Linked DNA regions of Mus musculus: all the other regions are linked to region 3. Evidence: chromatin loops called from intact Hi-C (ENCODE). Cell type or tissue: heart. All regions are shown on one strand.

What was found. Peaks named below come from ENCODE experiments on the same cell type or tissue, not always from the same donor. Only the 100,000 strongest peaks of a DNase experiment are listed, where the experiment ranks them.
Region 1: a loop joins it to region 3, with 8 times the contacts of the local background. A loop is called at or near these places in 16 of 42 quality-filtered maps.
Region 2: a loop joins it to region 3, with 6 times the contacts of the local background. A loop is called at or near these places in 24 of 42 quality-filtered maps.

The regions. Positions count from the first base shown.
Region 1 is chr2:122,068,127-122,073,126 of GRCm38, forward strand. Spg11 (SPG11, spatacsin vesicle trafficking associated) reads right to left here. Exons shown (of 40, transcript NM_145531.2): 24 at 4,720-4,879; 25 at 3,929-4,183; 26 at 2,739-2,939; 27 at 1,743-1,850; 28 at 613-775. Among named protein-coding and RNA genes, the nearest start is that of Eif3j1, 42 kb to the left of the region's middle. In heart, a CTCF peak has its summit at 1,960 (motif pointing right); no DNase peak of the experiment used is centred here.
Region 2 is chr2:122,192,771-122,197,770 of GRCm38, forward strand. It overlaps Terb2 (telomere repeat binding bouquet formation protein 2), which reads left to right. Exons shown (of 7, transcript NM_028914.1): 5 at 462-535. Among named protein-coding and RNA genes, the nearest start is that of Terb2, 9.0 kb to the left of the region's middle. In heart, a CTCF peak has its summit at 2,079 (motif pointing right); no DNase peak of the experiment used is centred here.
Region 3 is chr2:122,240,933-122,245,932 of GRCm38, forward strand. All of the region lies in intron 1 of Sord (sorbitol dehydrogenase), which reads left to right. Among named protein-coding and RNA genes, the nearest start is that of Sord, 8.6 kb to the left of the region's middle. In heart, a CTCF peak has its summit at 3,118 (motif pointing left); a DNase peak (open chromatin) is centred at 3,099; H3K27ac peaks cover 400 bases.

The sequences.
Region 1 (5,000 bases), 170 kb before region 3:
ATGAAATCAGCCTCTACTATACACATGTGGCTTTTATTAGACAGGATCTTACTGTGAAGTCCAGACTGGCCTTGATCTCATGACAATCTTCCTACCTCAGCTTTCTGGGCACTGGGCCTATAGGTGTGAACCACCATGCTGTCAAGTGTCTCAGATTGGTGCTCTTCAATATCATAGTAATCCGCTAACCTTGGAGACAATGACTCAGGTTAGCTTGCTCATTCCCCCCCCCCACCTCTCTGTGTGTGTGTGTGTGAGAGAGAGAGAGAGAGAGAGAGGGAGAGGGAGGGAAAGAAGGAGGGAGGGAGAGGGAGAGAGAGGAGACGGAGGGAGGGAAGAAGGGAGGGAGGGAGGGAGGGAGAGAGAGAGAGGAAGAGAGAGAGAGAGAGCAAGCACACTTGCAAGAGCGAGCATGTATCAGCTGCTTAGAAGGACTGGTTGCACTACAGTAGATGCTGCTGTTACAGATGACCTCTTCATGCTCAGTTATGGATGGACGTCAGTGTGCTGCTATCTATCCAATATATCTAATATTCTGACCGCCTTCCAAAAATAATTCCAACATACAAGAGCTAACAACTTGGCAGCAGCTTCAGAATAAAACTGTCTTACCGTCAGAGAAGAGCTGCTCAGTGCCAACAAACAGTTGGAGGAGTTTCCCCAGCTCATACTGCGTCTCACACTGCTGCGGCATAAGTTTCAAAAGGAAACAAACCTGGTCTTTCATCCACGAGGCAGGTATGATAGGAAGGACCCTTGCGGCCACTGTGTCAAGCTAGGAAAGACAACAGAGGCTCAGAAGAGTTTGTGGGAATGAACAGGCAGAACCCCATGAGGCCGGAGAGGTGGCTCAGTGGTTAAAGGCACTGACTGCTCTTCCAAAGGTCCTGAGTTCAATTCTCAGCAACCACATGGTGGCTCACAACCATCTTTAACGGAATCTGATGCCCTCTTATGGTGTCTGAAGAGAGTGACAGCGTACTCACAGATATAAAATAAATAAATCTAAAAAAGGAAAGAAAAAGCAGAACCCCCAAATCTGGGATCAAGAAAGCCCCGAACATTCCCAAGGCTTCTTACTACTCTCATGGGCCTATCACAAAAGGAGGGTCTGTGCACCCGACAGATGGCAGGAAGCAGTGATGGGGACAAAGGCAGCTCTGCCACTCTGCAGGAAGTGCTGGTGAGGGGGCTATGTGTGTGACAGTCCAGAGTGCCAAACTCTAGGAACCACCGAAGTCCCAGGCTTAAATGCCTCCTACTATCAAATCAGTCCCCCTGTGCTATTCCTAACCAACCATGCTTCACTTGGCAGCTCCCTAGAAGGGGTCTGGGCTTGTATTTGAGCCCAGAAGATTTTTTAAAAAGATTTCTTTATTATTATGTCTAAGTACACTGTAGCTGTCTTCAGATGCACCAGAAGAGGGTGTCAAGAGCCAGCCTGCATTTGACAAAGAACCATCCCTCTCTTCTTGGTGTCCACAGCAGGGACCACTGATCTCAGCCCCACTAAGTTTGGCTACTCCACCAGGACACAGATAACAGTAGCACATGACGTGACACTTCTGTTTACGGTAACTACAAGTCACAACGCCACCTGTCTGGCTTCTCTGAAATGACAGTGACTCATTGTCAATCACATGGCACAACCAGTTGTCTACTGCTTCCCCATACCACCCACCAGCATGAAGACCTGCCAACCAACTTTAGACCTGAGAGGAGGACACTCCAATTCCACCTACTGTTTCAAGGCTTTTCTGGAACTCCAAAAGTTTAACTTTGGCTTTCTCGTAATTCTTGAAGAACATACACAGTTCATACATCTCCATAATCAATAGAAGTGGGGAATCCTTTGAAGAAGAGTTAAAATTAGAAAATCCAGATCATCAAAGATATTAATAATGGAAGAATCAAATTAAGTTTCCCATGTTATTTCCTTTTGGGGGAAAAAATTAACCATCCACTAGGCGGCGCTATGGCCCCAACAAACATTCCCGGAGGCAAAAGAGCACCAGCCACTTACCCTCCTACTGGTTGGTCTCTGTGGTATCAACTAGCCTATTTTTGGTGGGGTTGTCAGGCCAGAAAAGAGGAATTTAGGATTAGAAGTGATGAATCTGAATTGTAAGCGTGCCTACTTGAGTATGTGCGGTTTGAGTTATGTATTAGTTATCAGTCTGTAAAAGAAAGGTAATGCCACTTCCTAACACACAAAATATTTTTATAAAGTATTGTGAGAACTTACTAAACCAATACATATAAAGTACTCTGCTAAATAAATACAGTATATCTCAAAGGTCCTAGGGCTGGATACCCAATACTAAACTAAACACACACACACACACACACACACACACACACACACACACACACACACACACACACACACACACAAGTTCTATTACCATTAATATTTCTTGTGTAATTCTTTTTTGGTTTTTTGAGACAGGGTTTCTCTGTATAGCCCTGGCTGTCCTGGAACTCACTTTGTAGACCAGGCTGGCCTCGAACTCAGAAATCCGCCTGCCTCTGCCTCCCAAGTGCTGGGATTAAAGGCGTGCGCCACCACGCCCAGCTACCATTAATATTTCTTGTTGACTTTAAAAAAAAAAATCCAGGTCTGATAATAAGAAAAAGCCAAGGAATGCTATGTTGACACCCTGAGGTTCTGGAATGTCTGAAGTGTGTGTGTGCACTCATGAGTGTGAGTGCATATGTGTGTATGTGTATAACAATACCTTAATAAAGAGCTGGAAACCTCGGATGAGAGTGTGGCTCTTGCGTCTTGTCAATACAGTTCTCCAGATGATGGACAGGTCCTTCAGGCTCCAGTGATGGTCCTCTACAGAGATCTGAATGTGTCCCATTGCTTCAGCTGCAACCTTGTCCTCCACGGAGGTGACAATCCAAACACAGAGACAGGAGACAACACTGGCACCCTACCATTGGATAAGAATGTTTCAAAATGAAGGAACTGGGCCTCGATCACACAGATGGACAAAACTCCACTAACTAGCTGGAATCAGCTTGTGAGAAAACCTTCCCCAACAAGGTGCTAAGGAAGAGGAGGAGGGTGCCTGCCTAGCAGAGCACCTTCCTGAGGGCAGCCAGAAACTGAGTCCCCACCGTAGGCTTCACTGGTGCCAGGAGACAGCTTAATGGACAGACAGCCTGAGGTCTGACCTTGGAAGCAGGTGTAAGAGCCTCACAATTGTCCCCTGTAGCTACTTCAGGCCCCTCCCACCTTACTGCTTGCTTCCTTCCTTTCCCTTCTTCCTTCTTCCTTCTTGTTCTCTGTTTTGTCTCTGCGTACATGAGCCCATGTGTGTTAATGCTCACAGAGGCCTGAAGAGGACAACGGATTCCCTAGAGCCAGAATAACAGGCAGCTCTGAGCACTGAACTCCAGTTCTCTGCAAGAGCAACAAGCACCCCTAACTCCTGAGCTAGCTCTCCAGCCCCAGCTCATTACTTCCTCATGTGTGCATGTACACACCTGTCATGGACCTATGGCTGTCAGCTATTTCCTTTCACCTCGTGAGTCTCAGGATTCAAACTCGTGGTCAAATTTGGTGTCAAGGGGCTTTGCTGGTCTGTGTTTTGTTCTGTTTTGTAGTTCTGACATTTTGAAAGACTTCCTTGATTTCTAATTGTGTGTGTGAGTATCTGAGTGTTAAGTGTGAGTGCTGGTGTTCATGAAGCCCAGAAGCCTTGAAACCACAGAAGTCTGCGTTAAAAGTGGCTATGAGCCACCAAATATGGGTGCAGGGAAGTCAGTCAGGTCCTCTGTGAGAGCAGTGTGTGCTCCTAACTACCAAGCCATATGAGACCGGGTCTTAGTTTATGGCCAGCATCCACCCCTAGCCTGCCACTGTCCTGACAAAGCCACCAAGCAGGTAGAGTTTTAGCACCCACTGTGGCCAGCTCACCTGCACACACGAGGCCAGGACACTGAGGATGGGAGCCCGATGTCTCACTGCCTCAGCCAGGAGCCAGCTCCAAGAGGTGGACTCATCTGAGCACCGGTGGAGAATTTCAAAGAAATTACTCGTTTCTCCTTTGTTTTTCTGGAGTTCCTGGAGGCAGCTGTCATCCCTAGAGATGGACCCTGATGACAGTTTCTCAGAAGCCAGCTTCAAGTGGCTCTGAAGGACAGGACTGAAATACTGAAGAAGAGATTCCACCTAGAGAGACGATTAAAACACACTCAGTGTTCTTTTTCACAGAGTGAGTTTTTACAAAAAGCCAGGTGGTAGTGGCACTTTAGTCCCAGCACTTGGAAGGCAGAGGCAGATGGATCTCTATGTTAAAGGCAACTCACATTACAGCCAGGGCTATACAGAGAAACCCTATTTCAAAAAAACAAAAAACAACAACAATAAAAACAGGGCTCAGGATGATTCTTTATAATGCTGAGCTGTGGGAGAGAAGACCATGTGATGTTTGTTACAACATCCAGCTATCTGGCCCAGGGTGGCTGGGCTAGAACTTGCAATCCTGCCTCCCAAGTTTCCATAGTACTGAGACTGCAGACCCGAGCACACAGTTGGTTGCTTTTAAGGGAATTTGAGTGAATGTCTATGTTAAACCTAGAATCCTAGAAACTTGTCCACATCTGTCCAATGATTTGGCCCTTGCCTGACACCAGGTTATAGACTCAGCCAATGTGGGTCTCGAGCAGACAGTCCTGGAGAACACAGTGCCAGGGAGTGTGGTTTACCTCTGCTGGGTGGTAGTTATGCAGCTGGCTGTGGACCAGGAACTGCAGCCAGTCATTGGCTTTGGCACATTCTCTAAGGTAGGACACGCTCAGCTTCCTGTCATGGAGCATGCAGAACTGAAGCACTAATGCCCACTGGCTGCTGGACTCACTGGACAACCTATAATAAAATTGGGGATGGACAGCAGAGGGAAAAAAAAAAGTCATTAAAATAGAGCTCTCAGGGATAGGCAGAGGCAGGGGATATCTAGGAGTTCCAGGCCAGCAGGGCTCCATAGTGA
Region 2 (5,000 bases), 48 kb before region 3:
CTATTAAAAAGTTAGTATGAGATCAGAGGGATAGCTTAGAGGTGACCACTTCCTGCTCTTTGAGAGGTCCAGAGTTCAGTTTACTACTGAACTCCCAGAACCTATATCAGGTGCCTCACAACTGCTTGCAACTCGAGCTTGGGGGATTCAAATGAGCATTTCTGGCCTCTGAGGCATTTCTTGCACACATGTGACATGATTTACACAGACACACAGGCAGACAGGTAAATGAAAGTATTATTATAACATTCCCTGCTTTTTTGTTTTGTTTGTCTGTTTTTTTTGAGACAGGTTTTCCTGTGTAGCCCTGGCTGTCCTGGAACTCACTCTGTAGACCAGGCTGGCCTCAAACTGAGAAATCTACCTGCCTCTGCCTTCCAAGTGCTGGGATTAAAGGCGTGTGCCACCACTGCCCGGTTAGTTGCTAAATTTTAAGCTGTGATTTCTTTTGCAATTTACAGCATGACAGAATGGCATCAAGTGATAAGGAGAACATTAGACCAACACCAGAACACAAACAAGAACTGTCCAAAAGGTATTGGTTACTATGTGTCATGGCTGTTCAAAGTGAATATAGAAACGTTGAGTTTGACTGTGTGTTTATCTTACTTTCACAGTTCCTCTGAGATTAACATGATCATCATCACTGTTCTTATGTATAGACAAAGAGATCTAAGATTAAAAGGATTAATTTGTTCAAAGTTATAGAAATTTTTACAAAAAAGAGAAGAAGTGAGTCTTGAGTGATGGCTCGCTGGTTAGGAGATCTTGTTGCTCTTTCAGAGGCCCTGGGTTTGGTTCCCGAACCCACATGGTGGCTCAATCATCAGTTATTCCAGTTTCAGGGGATCCGGCACCCTCTTCTGACCTCCGAGAGTTCCAGGCACACATGTGGTGTGCATATATGCATACAGGGAAAGTACTCATGCACATAAAATAAAAATAATCATTAAAAAGAAGGTGATGATGAAATATTGATGAGTCACGGAATGCCATACAGCTTCTGGCCTCCACACACATGCTCACACATGTTTACACACAGAGAAAACCGCAAACACACATACATGACAACATGCCAAGCAAGGTACATTTTAGCTGAAATCTTGGCATTAGAGGGATTTAAATGAGCACCAAGCTAGCCTAGGCTACTTAGGCTACAGAGGAAGATGCTGTTGAGGTTTTTTTGTTTGTTTGTTTTTTGTTTTTTTTTTTAACTAGATATTTTCTTCATTTACATTTCAAATGCTTTCCCTTTTCCTAGTTTCCTCTCCGAAAGTCCCCTATACCCTCCCCCTACTCTGCTCCCCAACCCACCCACTCCTGCTTCCTGGCCCTGGCATTCCACTGTACTGGGGCATATAATCTTCACAAGACCAAGGGCCTCTCCTCCCATTGATGGCCGACTAGGCCATCCTCTACTACATATGCAACTAGAGAGAGTTTTTTTTTTAACAAACAAACAAATAAACAAACAAAACCCAAAGTTTAATTATGTAAATATACCCTAAGATTCTGCTTTTTACTTTTCAATTTTCTTTTTTTTAATTAAGAAATTCATAGTACATATTAAGTATTTTTTAAATCATATCTACCTGACTTCCCTTCCCTTAATCCCCCTCCCAATTTCATGTATTCTCTCTCTGTAAAGTCTTGGCTGTCCTGGAACTTACTGTGTAGACCAGGGTGGCTTCAGACTGACAGTCTCCCCCTGCCTCTGCCTGCTCACACTGGGATTACAGTGCACCACTGCATCTGGTGCTTCTCCCTCCTTTTAAAATCCTGCTGTGTCTGTTTAGTGCACATGGGTATAGGACCATCTACTGGAGCACTGGCAGCATTTCAGGGGCTGCATCCCTGAGCAAATCCTCCCTCTTATGCAGGTATCTATGACAACAGCTTCTCAGCTAGGGCTGGACCTTCATGAGCCCCTCCCTGCTCATCTTGGATTTTGGCTGGCTTGATTTTGTGATAGTCCTATGCATGTGGTGATAGCCACTGTGAGTTCATGTGTTCCGATGCCCTACCCTGTTCTGCTGCAGACCTCCACTACTTCTGTAGAGCCTTTTCTTTATGGAACCACCAGATGGTGCAATATGAACATAAATAGAATACATCCTGAAATATCTGCATGAAGCACTACTTACTGACAGTAAACACATTATTATTGAACATTTGCAAAGCACAAGGCATTTGTGAGACAAGCAGTTCACAATATTTCTTTTCCTGTTTTCTTTTGTTTTTTTTGAGACAGGGTTTTTCTATGTAACAGAGCCCTGACTGTCCTGGACTTCCTTTAGAGACCAGGTTGGCCTCAAACTCACAGAGGTCCACCTGCCTCTGTCTCCCAAGTGCTGGGATTAAAGACATGTGCCACTGTGCCTGCTGGTTCACAATATTTCATTTGATTCTCACAGCTTGTATATGCAATGAGCCCCGTTCATTTTACAATTGAGAATATAAATCTCGAGAGCTAAATAATTCATTCAGTTTTATTCAGAAAGAACAGCTGAATTTGAAGCCATATCTAGATCTGAAGTCCAAAGCTGAATTTGAAGCCATATCTAGATCTGAAGTCCAAACTCTCAACCACTGTGCTATTTTCCTCTTCCCAGAAGGTCCTCAAATTTTAAAGTCACATATACTTTAAAATTTTATGTTTTTAAATTGTCTTAATATAAGTGTAACAGGCTGAGGATGTAGCTCAGTTGTTAGAGTGACTATCGAGTGTGCGTGGGATTTGGGTCTTATCCCTAGCACTACGTAAACCAGGCATACAGTGCATGCCTGTGATCATAGCAGCCTGGCGGTGAAGGCAGGATTAAAAGGCCAAGGTCATCCTCAGTTATAAAGCTAGTTTGAGGCCAACCTGGGTTTTATGAGACCCTATTTCAAAAATGCCAAAAATTAAAAAAAAATGTAAATCATTTAATTCACAAAAATAAGAAATATAAAAAAGAATAAAGGATATTTAAATTAGAAACAATTCTACTCACTAGCCTGTGTCTCTCCTGTCTTACAATAAGACACAGAGTTTGTAGAGCTGAGGTCATCTTGAAGTCTTTCAGCTTTGCATTTAATGTTCTATCAATAATTTCCCATAAGATTGAAAACCTTATTTAATGTTGTACCTCAGTGTTAGGACTGACTGTTAGAAACCAAAGCTATAAATTCAGAAAAGGAGTAAACTGGAAATCGCCCTGCATCAGTGAGCTTTCTTAGGAAGGAGAGTCTTACAACCATGATGGGGCGTGGTCAGCTTGAGTGGGAAAGCATTATGAGGGACAGCATCCCACCAGAGGCAGCATGAGGGACTTGAGGTAGGAGAGCAATGGAGGCGGTTAGAGCTTGTTATCAGAGACAACATAGCAGGACCTTAAAGGACAAGATGATTTCCTTTAAACCTGGGAGGAGCTTCATGTTGTCGCCAACTGTGACAGAGAATGAAGGAGAGACAGAGAAAGAATCAGAAATCCTTTGCTTGAAGGTGTGGGGAGCCATAGCTTGGAGCCAGTTTCGGTTTTACTTGTTAGGGTAAAGGGGAGCAGCCTGGCTTGTGTCATGGTGCAGAGCTTGTCAGCTCTTTACCTCAGAGGACAGATGGTGGTGGTGGGGTGTGCTCTGATTTCTTCTAAGCTGCTATTTGGTCTTAAATATGCAGGCAGGCCCATGATCTAAGGCAAACCTTATTTCTTTTTTTTTTTTCATTTTTATTAGGTATTTAGCTCATTTACATTTCCAATGCTATACCAAAAGTCCCCCATACCCACTCACCCCCACCCCCCTACCCACCCACTCCCCCTTTTTGGCCCTGGCGTTCCCCTGTACTGGGGCATATAAAGTTTGCAAGTCCAATGGGCCTCTCTTTGCAGTGATGGCCGACTAGGCCATCTTCTGATACATATGCAGCTAGAGACACGAGCTCCCGGGTACTGCTTAGTTCATAATGTTGTTCCACCTATAGGGTTGCAGTTCCCATAGTTCCTTGGGTGCTTTCTCTAGTTCCTCCATTGGGGGCCCTGTGGTCCATTCAATAGCTGACTGTGAGCATCCACTTCTGTGTTTGCTAGGCCCTGGCATAGTCTCACAAGAGACAGCTATATCTGGGTCCTTTCAGCAAAATCTTGCTAGTGTATGCAATGGTGCCAGCGTTTGGAAGCTAATCATGGGATGGATCTCTGGATATGGCAATCACTAGATGGTCCATCCTTTCGTCACACTTCCAAATTTTGTCTCTGTAACTCCTTCCATGGGTGTTTCGTTTCCTATTCTAAGAAGGGGCAAAGTGTCCACACTTTGGTCTTTGTTCTCTTGAGTTTAATGTGTTTAGCAAATTGTATCTTATATTTTGGGTATCCTAAGTTTCTGGGCTAATATCCACTTATCAGTGAGTACATATTGTGAGAGTTCCTTTGTGATTGGGTTACCTCACTCAGGATGATACCCTCCAGGTCCATCCATTTGCCTAGGAATTTCATAAATTCATTCTTTTTAATAGCTGAGTAGTACTCCATTGTGTAGATGTACCACATTTTCTGTATCCATTCCTCTGTTGAGGGGCATCTGGGTTCTTTCCAGCTTCTGGCTATTATAAATAAGGCTGCTATGAACATAGTGGAGCATGTGTCCTTCTTACCGGTTGGGGCATCTTCTGGATATATGCCCAGAAGAGGTATTGCTGGATCTTCCAGTAGTACTATGTCCAATTTTCTGAGGAACCGCCAGACTGATTTCCAGAGTGGTTGTTCAAGCTTGCAATCACAAACCTTATTTCTTTAAGTCAGGAGTTACTTCAAAATTTCATTGTACTTCATGGTATCCCCCACCTTGGTTTGTTTTTTTGTTTTTTTTAATTTGTTATGCTGACGTATGGAGTATTGTGCTAGTTAATAGTCTCAATAATTTGAGTATTGAGTATTGAAGAGCGTAAGTCCTGTGACCATTTATAGAGTCGATTGTGCTTTTCTTTGGCATATGTAAGATGGTATGTGTGTATACATATA
Region 3 (5,000 bases):
CCAGCAAGTGGGAGGCAGGCAGAAACAGGCACATCTCTGGCAGTCTGAGGCCAGCCTAGTTCCAGTCAGGGTTATACAAAGAGACCTTGTCTCAAAAACAAACAAACAAACAAACAAATAAAAACAGCAATCTAGACTGCTGGATAGACCCATCTGGGTGTTTGCAGACTCTTCAATCCTAACACAGTCACACTTAAGTCTCCTTAGGAGTTAGGGTGTTTCGCTTCCCTTCTCTTGTGAGATCTTGGGGAGGAAGCGGGAGGAGGGGCCTTTGTGAGGATGAATAAGTGGGAAGTGTTTGGTGTGGCTGGAGGTGAGATTGGGGAATGGGGTCTCCATGTGAGATGAACAGGATTTTTCAGGGCTACTGAGGAATATAAACATTCGAATTTCAGCAGGATAGAGGCTGGATAGAACAAGGAGAGCCTGGGCAGAGGACCAGGTGAATGGGCTTGGGAGAACTTCAATCCTTTATTTTGACCGCCTCATATGCCAGGACCAAAGGCTAGAGCAAAGTCTCTTGCTTAATTGGAAAACCTTTGGCTTTTCCTCCCACTCTGAGAATTCAAGACAGATACATGGGAGTTAGGGAAAGATAAAGCAGGAAGAGAGTAACAATGGTGTCTACGCCACCTTAACGGGTCACAGGCAGGCTGACAGGTGGGAGCAAGTGGCAAAGACATCTGCTAAGAATCTGGGCACGCCAGGCAGTGGTGGCGCACGCCTTTAATCCCAGCACTTGGGAGGCAGAGGCTGGCGGATTTCTGAGTTCGAGGCCAGCCTGGTCTACAAAGTGAGTTCCAGGACAGCCAGGGCTACACAGAGAAACCCTGTCTCGAAAAACCAAAAAAAAAAAAAAAGAATCTGGGCACAGGCCACATTACCTTCCCTGCCTGTCCCTTTAAGGTATGGGGGTAGCTCCATCTCTATGGTATATGAAACAAGCCTAAATCATTGCTAGAGGCCTACTTGAGGACTTCCAAGTCCCATCCTTTTAAAGGACAAATTTCTTTCAAATTTACCATTGAAAAAAAGGGGAGTCTAATATTCCCCTACAACACTTTGAAGTACTTTGCCCTTTTCCGAAGGACAAGGCTGTCCAGAGCTGGTTAAACTGTTACTGGAACAGAACTTTGAGCTATTTCTTTTGTAATAAGAGCAAACATGTTTACTGTGAGTCGGCATTCTCTTTCATGATTATCCTCATGATACAAAAGAGGAAATCCAAGAGGTTATATAACATGCCCTAGGTACACAGCACGTTGAGGAGAGCCAGTTTTGTACATGGGCAGGCTATTCCAGAGCCTGACTTCTCTCAGCTCACCCAGGCCGGTTGGAGGAGGGACAATACTCCCGCCTAGACCAGAGGTTCTCAAACAGCGGTTTTTAACCCTTTCACAGAGGTTACATATCAGATACCCTGCATGTCAGATATTTACATTATGATTCATAACTAGAAAAATTAGTTATGAACTAACAATGAAAGTAATTGTATAATCAGGGGTCACCACAACACGAGGAACTGTATTAAAGGGTCGCAGCATTAGGAAGGTTGAGAACCACTGCTCTAGGCAAAATAGGTTGAGGGTGTGAACTCAAGTATACTAAAGGGAGCTGATGAAGAGACATTCAAACCACACAGAGACACACATACATATATATACATACATACATATACGTAAATACACATGCATATATGTAAATACACATATACACATACATATACATGCACATATATATGCACACACACACACACACACACACACACACACACTATTTGGATGGCAGAGACAGCTGAGGTGATCCGACCAGGGGCATCTTCCTGGAGATTGTCTGAGGCTACTGAGAGTGAGTGTGCTGAAGAGAGAAGGGTGGCTTTAGATGTGATTCAGATGTTTCTGACTCAAAAAAGGTTGTAGGATGCTGCTGTAACTAAAGAAGACTTAGAGCTCCTCTTTGCACTTCTGTGAATCATTCACAAGAAATCCTGCTTAGGAAACCTTGAATGTACCTGAAATGACAATCACCGAAAATAAAGTGAAGGGATAGGCTCTCAGAGGAACTAAGTAACTCTGTGTGTGTGTGTGTGTGTGTATGAGAGAGAGAGAGAGAGAGAGAGAGAGAGAGAGAGAGAGAGAGAGAGAGAGAGAGAGATATGCATGGGTGCATCCATGCATGCATGGGTACATTGGTCTGCCTGCCTGTTCTCACCATTTTTAGGCATCCATTCTACCCCTGAGCACAGCCCTCAGAACCCTGAGAGATGAGGAGATGAGGAAAGCTTAGGAAAGCATGTAGGAAATCTGAGATGGAAAAGGAGATTAGGTAAACAGGGCGGCCAACCACCACCACCTTTTGGTGTTCAGTGGTCTGTGGTAGCCTGGTAAAGCCGGGGCTGGGGACCCACACTGGTTCTTAGTATTTACAAGGTTAAGGCTTATTTGTTTTGAGACAATATTGCTGTCTACTTCAAGCTATCTTAAGATACTAGATCTTTCTGCCTCAGCTTCCTTAAAACTGGGGCTATAGGTATATGCTTACCAGCTGTGAGAACTTTTTTTTTTTTAGGTATAAACAGGGCAGTTCATATTTGTGTGTATGTGTGTGCATATGTGTCCCTGCAGTGGCCAGAAAGTGTTGGATCCTTTGGAGCTGGAGCTATAGGCATTTGTAAACAGCCTAACATGGATGCCAGAACCTGAACTCTGGTCCTGTGCAAGATCATCAAGCAGTTTCAACTGCTGAGCTGGCTCTCCAGTTACCAAGGGTTGATCTTAATAAGGTCTTGTGCCCAGTGGCATGCCCCCTGCAGAGAGAGGGAGGCAGAACTGAGCCACAGTTGAGTGAAGTCACCAAGAGGTAGGGAGAGGTTGTTGAGGACTCTAGCTCTGTTGCTTGCCTTGTATACACAAAGCCTTGGGCTCTTTCTCCAGCACCACAAAAATTTGGTGTCGTGGCACTCAGCTGTATCACCAGCATTTGGGAGGAGGGACAGCTTAAAGGTCACCTCTAGAGAGAGTGTGGGGAGAGAGGGGAGGGAAATGGTGGAAAGAATGAAGTGTTCAATGTCCTCTGCCACGCAACAGTAAACAGACTATCAGCATAGCACCCTCTGGTGTCCAGAAGAGTCACTGCACCTTTGTGTGTGATTCGGCAAGGGCAGCTTGCCCTGGCTGGAAGCAGAGATAGGAAGAATGTGGAGACATAAGTGCCTGGGGTTTGTCTGCTGAGACCATTAGTACGGAGGGTGGGTGAGGTTCCAAGTTAGAAACAAAACTGGTTCATTAGATTGCACCTTAGTTGAAGTTAAAATTGTATCTGCTATAACAGAAACATAAGTTTACATAACAATCTAGGGTGTTAGTTAATATCAAACATGGGACCTGAGACTTCTTTGAGAAAGATTTGGTGATAGCGGTTCTAAGGTGGTGATTTCTTTAAAAATGGATTTTTTTTCCTTCTTTAAATTACTGTGAAGGAAAAAACAAAAACAAAAACAAACAAACAAACAAGCAAAAAAACCTAACCACTCCCCCAAAGCAAAATGAAAAGTGCCTCAATTACTTTGAATGTTTTTTTCCCCCTCACCCAAGTCGGTGCCTCCTTCCTGGTCTCCAGTAGTGGTCATCCTCTGCTTAGCCCCTGCAGCTGCAGGGCAGGTTGTAACTATCTCAATTCTTCATTCTTAGGCTGTGGAGCCTCGGAAGCTGAAGTGATGGTGCCGGTAGAGCACCTAGCATGGGATAACCCAATGGACGCCATAGCTCTGTGCCTCTCAGCATTAGCACGTGAACTGGGTTTTCCCCTCTGGAGAAGTTTAATTAGCCCTGAACTTTTCCCCACAAGAGAGTCTGCTGGTCTGAAGTGAAAGCGTTTAGACCTTACGTGGACGCCTTTGGGGAAGGCTGCAGGCTTGGTTTGCAGCCAGGCACTGGATCTGCTGTTGAGCATGATAGTGTTGAGGCGGGTTTAGCCTAGCTGCTGTCAGTATGCATTGATGCTGTGAGGCTGCCTAGAGCAAGTGGCTTGAGCCAGGCCTGGGGCACGGGCTTTCTTTTTAAAACATATTTATTCACTCTGTGTGTGTGTGTGTGTGTGTGTGTGTGTGTGTGTGTGTGTGTGTGTATCTGAGAGAGAGAGAGAGAGAGAGAGAGAGAGAGAGAGAGAGAGAGAGAGAGAGAAGAAACATGGTATGTGGAGGACAACTTGTGAGTTGGCTCTCATCTTCTAGCATGTGGGTTCCAGGCATCAAACTCAGGTAATCAGGCTTGTCCCAAAGCCCCCCTTAACCTGCCAAACCATCTCACTGGCCAGGAAAGCTTTAATCAGAGACCCATCAGGGCACTCTGTATGGGGTCCACCTAGCAATCGCCTTACATGATTGACAGAAGAAAGGTCATTTCCTCAGGACTGCACCAGGTACAGTGGAAACTGGTATAGATGTCAGGTACAGCTGGGCTGAGCCCTGGTTAATCCTCTCTGTCTGGTGGCAGGATCTTGACCAAGTTTCCTACCACCCTAGCCTCAGGTTTCTTTCTCATCTGTAAGCTCTGGGCTGTGTAAGGCAGAGTTGGAAGTTTGATCTGGCCTACAGTAGCCATGGTAAACAATTTGTGTTGCCTTCTCCCTGATTCCTGTCTGCCCACAAAGAATCAGTAAACACTTGGGTCTGCTCACTCAGTTGTCCTTCCTCCTTGTCAACCCTGACTTAACCCTGGCCAGTTAACCACAGAGAAAAGGTTAGTAAACAAATTCTATTCTAATACTATCTGTGAACACCAGAATACCTCCGGTTGCTTTCTGCACTAAACTGCAGGGCCCTTGTGTTCCCAATGAGCTCCTAAACTCCCCATGGATGTTTTAGAAGGGAGGACTGGGTATACACCTGAGCTGAAGTAAAAGAACAGACTGGCAGTGTAGATAACCTCCTACCAGTCTAACAGAGCCCTTGGAAGCCCCAGCTTGCTACTCCCTTCTTTCCCGCAGGAGTACATCATAAC